Regions from separate parts of the Homo sapiens genome. Here region 1 is linked to region 2. Evidence: chromatin loops called from intact Hi-C (ENCODE). Cell type or tissue: sigmoid colon. All regions are shown on one strand. Links, peaks and the distances in the headings refer to the core of each region. The heading gives the core; the rest is flanking DNA.

Evidence for each region. A loop is a pair of places that touch in the nucleus more often than their neighbours do. Peaks named below come from ENCODE experiments on the same cell type or tissue, not always from the same donor. Only the 100,000 strongest peaks of a DNase experiment are listed, where the experiment ranks them.
Region 1: it touches region 2 in a loop (2.3-fold over the local background); 2 of 110 quality-filtered maps call a loop at or near these places.

Annotation. Positions count from the first base shown.
Region 1 is chr4:26,048,625-26,051,856 of GRCh38, reverse strand. No RefSeq gene overlaps it. Among named protein-coding and RNA genes, the nearest start is that of LINC02357, 21 kb to the left of the region's middle. RefSeq lists silencers at 1,273-1,322, 1,343-1,422. In sigmoid colon, for the core only: no CTCF peak of the experiment used is centred there; DNase peaks (open chromatin) are centred at 1,496 and 2,645; H3K27ac peaks cover 1,541 bases.
Region 2 is chr4:26,140,254-26,143,485 of GRCh38, reverse strand. It overlaps a transcript of RBPJ not described here. Among named protein-coding and RNA genes, the nearest start is that of LINC02357, 71 kb to the right of the region's middle. In sigmoid colon, for the core only: no CTCF peak of the experiment used is centred there; DNase peaks (open chromatin) are centred at 1,345 and 2,087; H3K27ac peaks cover 2,012 bases.

The DNA.
Region 1 (3,232 bases), core at 510-3,009, 92 kb after region 2:
CTCGTGATCTACCTGCCTCAGCCTCCCAAAGTGCTGGGATTACAGGCGTGAGCCACTGCGCCCGGCCAGCAATCCTTTTTCTCATTGGCCTTGTACAGTCAGCCTGGCCACAGCTTTCCCAGCATAGCTGTCTTTGTTAGGGCATGATTAGCACTGAAGGGCCTGAATTCTGGGGAGCCTCAGGTTCCCCCAAAGCTTGCACTGGAACCATTCCTGCAGCCGTCCAGGAGATCCTGTGTGTGCAGCAGGGCTCTTATTGATGTCCTATCTTAGCCAGCCCCACTCAGCTGCTGCACACATGTTCCATAAATGGGAATCATTAGCAGCTAGCCCCATAAACACCCCCTCCTAGCCGTGTTGCAGCGTGTGCCAGCTGTGCGGCAACCGCTCAATCAAGCCTATCAGCCCAGATACAAAACAGTCATCGTGTGCATGAAAACCAGCATGCCCTAAAAAGAGCCTTCCAGGAGCCAAGGGGTGGGGGGTTGGGGGAGGAGTGGAGAGGAGGGGGGGACAGTTCCTCCCGGTTGCCTCAACAAACTCTGCTTTCACTCATCTCCCAGCAAAGAACCAGTTAGTTCAGGAGAAGAATCAGAGATCTGGCATGGGCTTCTCCACAGGGACAGTTAAAAGTGATGATCTTCTTTGCATTAAATGCAACTTATTTATTAGGTTCTCCATACCCTCAAGTTAATCGAGGGAGTAGATTCTCTGTAAAGGGGCTGACAGTCTTGATTTTGCAAAGCTGAAGCCGTCCCATTGCAAGCACATAAAAATGCATCATGTATTCAAGTGATTGAAGAGGAAAACCCAAGGAGCTGGGAGCTATGTCAATCTCGCTCATTCTCAGTAGGTTCTGGTAGAGCCCGGGATAGGGAAAGATCCAAAGCATGGCCAGGCTTTTGCTAAATTGGGGTGGAGCAGGAACAGTGGAAGCATGAGGAAGCTGGTGTCTCAGGGAGGGGATACAGGAAGCCAGGTCAGAGAAGTTCAGGTTAATTAACAACCCTGATGCAACCCTGTTGACCACATTGTTCTTCGAAAGAAGATGGGATTAGATGCGTTTAACAAGTGATTCCTTACTTGAGTATAATTATGGCAGTGCATGCTCCGGAGAGTAGGTAAATTCATCTCTCTGAGCCTCAGTTTCTCCATGTGCAAAGTGGAAGTAACTATAGAAGATCAGGTGTTGGAAGAAGCAGGTTGTCTTGGCTGGGGTTATACTTAGGGCTGACACAAAGACATGGTGATTGTCACATCCTCTCCGGAGTACCCACGAGGGTGTGGCTGAGGAAAAGCCCTGGATGTAAATGAGGTGAGAGGCCTTTGGGGTAGCCATGGCTTAGCATGAAACCGCTTCTGAGCTTGAGGCTGCTGAGGTGAACTCCGGGTTACCCCCTGGCTTTCTGCCAGGCAATCCAAGGATCAGAGAGGATCAGAGGGGTAGAAAGAGGAAGGGAAAGAAAGGGGGCGAGGAAAAGGCGGAACAGAGAGGAGGCGACTGTGCCAGCTGGGGAAGAAGAGGAGGCCACCCAGGCAGGGCGGAGGAGCCACAGGGCAGCTTCCTCAGCAGTAGGCACAGCAAGTCCTATGGTCAGCCCAGTACCTAAGGAAGAGGGTGTGTGCAGGGTGCACTGCTGGTTCTTTCTCTGCGGCAGAGGAGGGATCTGGGGCTCAAAGAGATGTAAGGATCTATTTGCTGATCACGTGGCCATTACTGGGGAAAGCACCATCCTAATTGCAATATCCCAGAACCCAGGGCCCACAGCGCTGATGAAGACTGGGCCCCTGTCCACCCAGAGCTCATTATTGGGTTAGGTAGGCATGGTGGCCTTTGGAATCACAGTGTCCATCCCAGGATTTCAGGAGCTGAAGATGGCTCCATTCCTCCCGCTTCTTGCCCATCCTCCATATCTTGAACCCACCAAGCAAACAAACAGCATTTCTCCCTCTCAGGCCTTTGTGAAAATACAGCTCTCTGCCTCTTCTCAGTCCCTTCTTGGAAGTCCTTCCTTGCGGGTGAGAGAGGCAGATGAGGAGGGGGTATGCAGGGGGGAAGCAGGTGCTGCAGAGAGAGAAATGGGAGTGGGGAGGGGAGCCCACCAGTGTTACTTTGCCAACGTTGGAGCCCAGAGGGCTAGGGACAGATACACCAGACATGCAGCCCTAGATGGACTCAGACACCAGGACAGTGACCAGAATTAGATCAATAGCTGGCTAAGGCATGCCACCCAGTCCCCAAACATTGCCCACAGAACCCCACGGCACTTCCCCTGGCTACCCCCATGAGGCTCTCCAGGACAGTCCCTCGAGGCTGGTGGGAACCCCATCCTCTCAGCTCTTTTCTAGCTGTCTCATCAAACCCAAACCAGAATGGAGTCTGTCTCTGCAGAGGGAAACTCCTTATATGGCCTCCATCCCCTTTAAGAACCTTCTGTATTTCTCTGATCGGATGACCCCACTCTGGCCTTCAGGAGGGAAACCTTCTTTGCAAATTCTTGGCAGCACCGTTTCCTATGCTCCCATCTCCTGCACCCCTGATAGTTGAGGCTGCTGAAATGTACCTAAAAGGATGTGTCGCTCTTCCTGAGCCTTTATTATTTCAGTCTTTCTGTCTGCCCAGCTGCCCCAGCCTTGCGTGAAATGTTAATAACTTCAGAAACAAATCTGAGCGATGATGGGGCCAGTCGGGGAGTGCCGGATTCTCATCTTCTGAAAACACATGTGGAAATTTCCCCCTCACTGGCACCTCCAACCTGTGATCCTCCGACATTTCTAAAGTTTGCTTCATTCCTTCATCTCGCCACTTGCTCCCTAGGTTTGATGTTTTGTTTGTTATCCCTTGAAATTATATACCCTCTTAAGAGAGAAAAAGAAAGTTGAACGTGGAGAACAAAGAAAGTTTAGGTTTTTTAAAGCACTTTTATGGAGGCTTTTCATGAACTTTACAAACGGAGTAAAAAACAAGTGTGAAAGGATTTTTCAAGGAAGGAACATGCTTTTGCAATTTGCTGGAAGTTTTCCCTTGTGTTCCAGAAAAGCAGCCTCCCCATTACTCACCAGGGAGGCACGCAGGCCAGGGAGGAAGGGGAATCAGCGAATGAAAACAGGCTTTCCCCGTCCATGTGTAAACGGCACTTAATAATCAAATTGAAAAAACACGCAAGTGAAATTAAAACGTTTTCCAAATGGGCTGCAGCCTTGAGGCCAGACTTTATGGGGCCATGGCCTG
Region 2 (3,232 bases), core at 343-2,842:
TGGCTCCACTGGAGCTGGAAGAACCACTTCCAAGATGGCTCCACTACAAGTAACACAGGGCCCTGGAAGTCATTCATTGGAGGAACTTTGGCTTTTACGCTTTGCGAGATGAGGGTTTTGAGCACAGGAGTGACGTGATACAACTTACCTGTTAAGAAGATTTCCTTGGCTGCTGTGTTGGGAATAAATTGAAAGAGGGATGAGGTGTATGGCACAGGGGGACTGGTTAGGAAGTGACTGCCATAACTCAGGTGAGAGACAAAGGTGGCTTGGACCACTGAGGGAGCAGAGAGATAATCAGATGGGATTGAATTTGGATTAACATGCATCTATGCTGGCTTCTCCTTATTTAATCATATTATTATGAAATATGAGTTAATTTCAGTGTAAGGTTTGAGGTAGTCATTACATAGTGAAATGCTACGCCTATAATCCCAGCACTTTGGGAGGCCAAGGTAGGTGGATCACCTGAGGTTAAGAGTTTGAGACCAGCCTGGCCAACATGATGAAACCCCATCTCTACTAAATATACAAAAATTAGCCGGGCATGGTGGTGCCTGCCTGTAATCCCAGCTACCTGGGAGGCTGAGGCAGGAGAATCCCTTGAACCTGGAAGGCAGAGGTTGCAGTGAGCTGAGATTGCACTACTGCACTCCAGCTTGGGCAACAGAACGAGACTCTGTCTCTCTCTCTCTCTCACACACACACACACATACACACACACACACTCAAAATAGACAAATGCTTCTTGAATGCCTATTCTTTCTCCTGTGCCTGCACAGTGCAGGAAACTCACTGGATACACAAGAAGTGTCTGTAGGTTGACCCCAACAGTTCACTTAACTTAGGTGACATCTGAGCATCTACAAATGAAGACCTTGGTCATGTCCTCTGATAAGGCATGTGTGATACCTGTGAACACTTTGCAATTTAGATTCCTTCACGATAGAGCCAGCTCTTCCCCATCCAAGAGCCTTCTACTCCCAACTAGAGTGTACCATTTCCTAATGATCCTGTTAAGCCGCCACCTTCCTCTCACCAGCTGCCCAGTGAAGGCCCAACAAATGTGGATTGAGCTCAACTGCATCCCACTGGCCTCCACTCTGGCTGGAATGATGTGGAGTGAGATTCTTTAGATCCAATTCCTGGAGGCCTCTGAGTGGTGGCATATCATCCTGGGCTATGTGTGTCTTTTTTCTTTTCTCTTTTTCTCCCTTCTGGGAGACTCCGTGTTCTGCAGCTGTTACATCAGCCAGCTGCCCAGCTGCCAGATGAACAGAAGATTCAAGTTGGTGACTACTCACATCTGTACTTCTCAAAAGCAAACAGAACAGATGCCCTTAGCAGTGGGGCTCCTGGGCTCAGGGCAGGGGAAATGTACCCTGAAGGGGGAAGTTTCCCTTCTAAGAGCTGACGGAGCCACTTAACCACGGCAAGGAACATCGTGAAACAGAACATTAAACTTTGATGAACTGCAAAGCCTCAGAGGTTTAAGCTGCGAGTCAACAAAGATGTTCTAATCTATATAAACACTCTGCATGCAAATTCCGGCACAGCTTTTTGCCTTATTTGGATGGTGTTTTTGATTGCTTCTTTTGGGGGAAGGGGCTCTGAAGGCAAGAAGAGATTCTGCTAGAAGTAGAGTAGAATGGCAGGAACTGGAGGCTGGGAAGGGAAAGGGGGAGGAGAGGATAAGGAGAGGTTGGTGAATGAACGCAAAATTACAGCTAGACAGGAGAAATGAGCTCTAGTATTCTATAGCTCTGTAGGGTAACTATAGTTAGCAGCAATTTGTTGCACATTTTCAAATAGCCAGAAAAGAAGACTTGAATGTTGCCAACACAAAGAAATGACAAATGCTCGAGGGCATGGAAATGCTAATTATCCTGATCTGATCCTCATACGTTGTATGCATAGATTGAAATGTCACTCTGTATCCCATAAATATGTGCAATTATGTGTCAGTTAAAAAAAATAGATGCTGTGGTTTTCTTATTAACTTGGGGGTAGGAAGTGTTCCTGGGCGTTCCGGGCCTGGCTTGGGTCCTGCCCTGGGGCCTGTGCTGCAGCCTGGCCTTCCTGGGTCCTGCACTTAGAGCTTCTTCCCACCCGCAGGAGTGGGGTAGGAAGTATCTGAGTGCTGGGCTCGTCCCTGGCCTGCCGTTACATTCTTTCTCCTGAAGGCTTTTAGCCCAAGGCCTAGTGCTGGGTTAGAGAGGCCAGAGTTGGAGCAGGAACATCCACGCATGAATAACAACTGCAAGAGCAAATTGATTATTTACTGTGGGCTGGACACACCCTCTGAGGACTTATCCTTTCATTTAATTCTCAGCACAGCCCAGAAAGTAGGTAGGATTATTGGCCTTGTCTTATAGACAAAGGGGCTGAGGCCCAAGATAGTAAAGGGAGTTGCCCTGGGTCACACAAATCCAGGATCTACCCCAGACAGTCTTATTCCAGAGTGTGGATTCTTAACCATCTTAACAACCTGCCTGGCTCTCATTCTTGGAGCAGAAAGAGGAGATGAATTGTTCAGAGATGTTAAGGGAAAAGAAAGCAGAGCTTTTCCTTGCTATGTTAGAATTCTCCTCTGCCATTCTCAAATATTGCAAATATTTTATTTATTTATTTATTTATTTATTTATTTATTTGTGGAAGGGTCAGTGTCCCAGATTGGGCTCGGGCATCCACTTCTCCCTGTGGCTCCAATTCTGCCTCCAGGAGCGGTCCTTGGCCCAGACCTAACTAATCAAAACACTAGGGCGGTGCTGGACCCAGACCTAATTAATCAAAACGCTGGTGACCATCCTGGGATGAAGTCAGGCCAATCAGAGGCAATGTGATTTGGGGGGTGGGGGGGTGGGGCGGCTTTGGCTTGAGCTTCCAGGGCAGTAGTCTTGCTCTTTTGTCACTGACTGTGAGCCAGGGAGGAAGGATGTAGCCCCTGCCCATCGGGAGCCATTTTGTCACCACGAATGGAGATCCAGTCTGAGAATAGAATCAACGCAGGGAGGAGAGCCAAGTTGGGGGAGAGTGACACCAGATCCTGACCTCATCCTTTGGGCATCTGAACCAAGCCATGTACTCTTCAGTTATGTGTGCTCATAAAATGTTATTTTTGCTGATGTCAGTTTGGGGCAGGTTTACTGCTGCTTGTAACCAAAAGAATCCTAGTAGAGACATGAAGCCTTCAGTACATTTGTGGTTTGTGCCACAGCCTGGGCTGTCACTG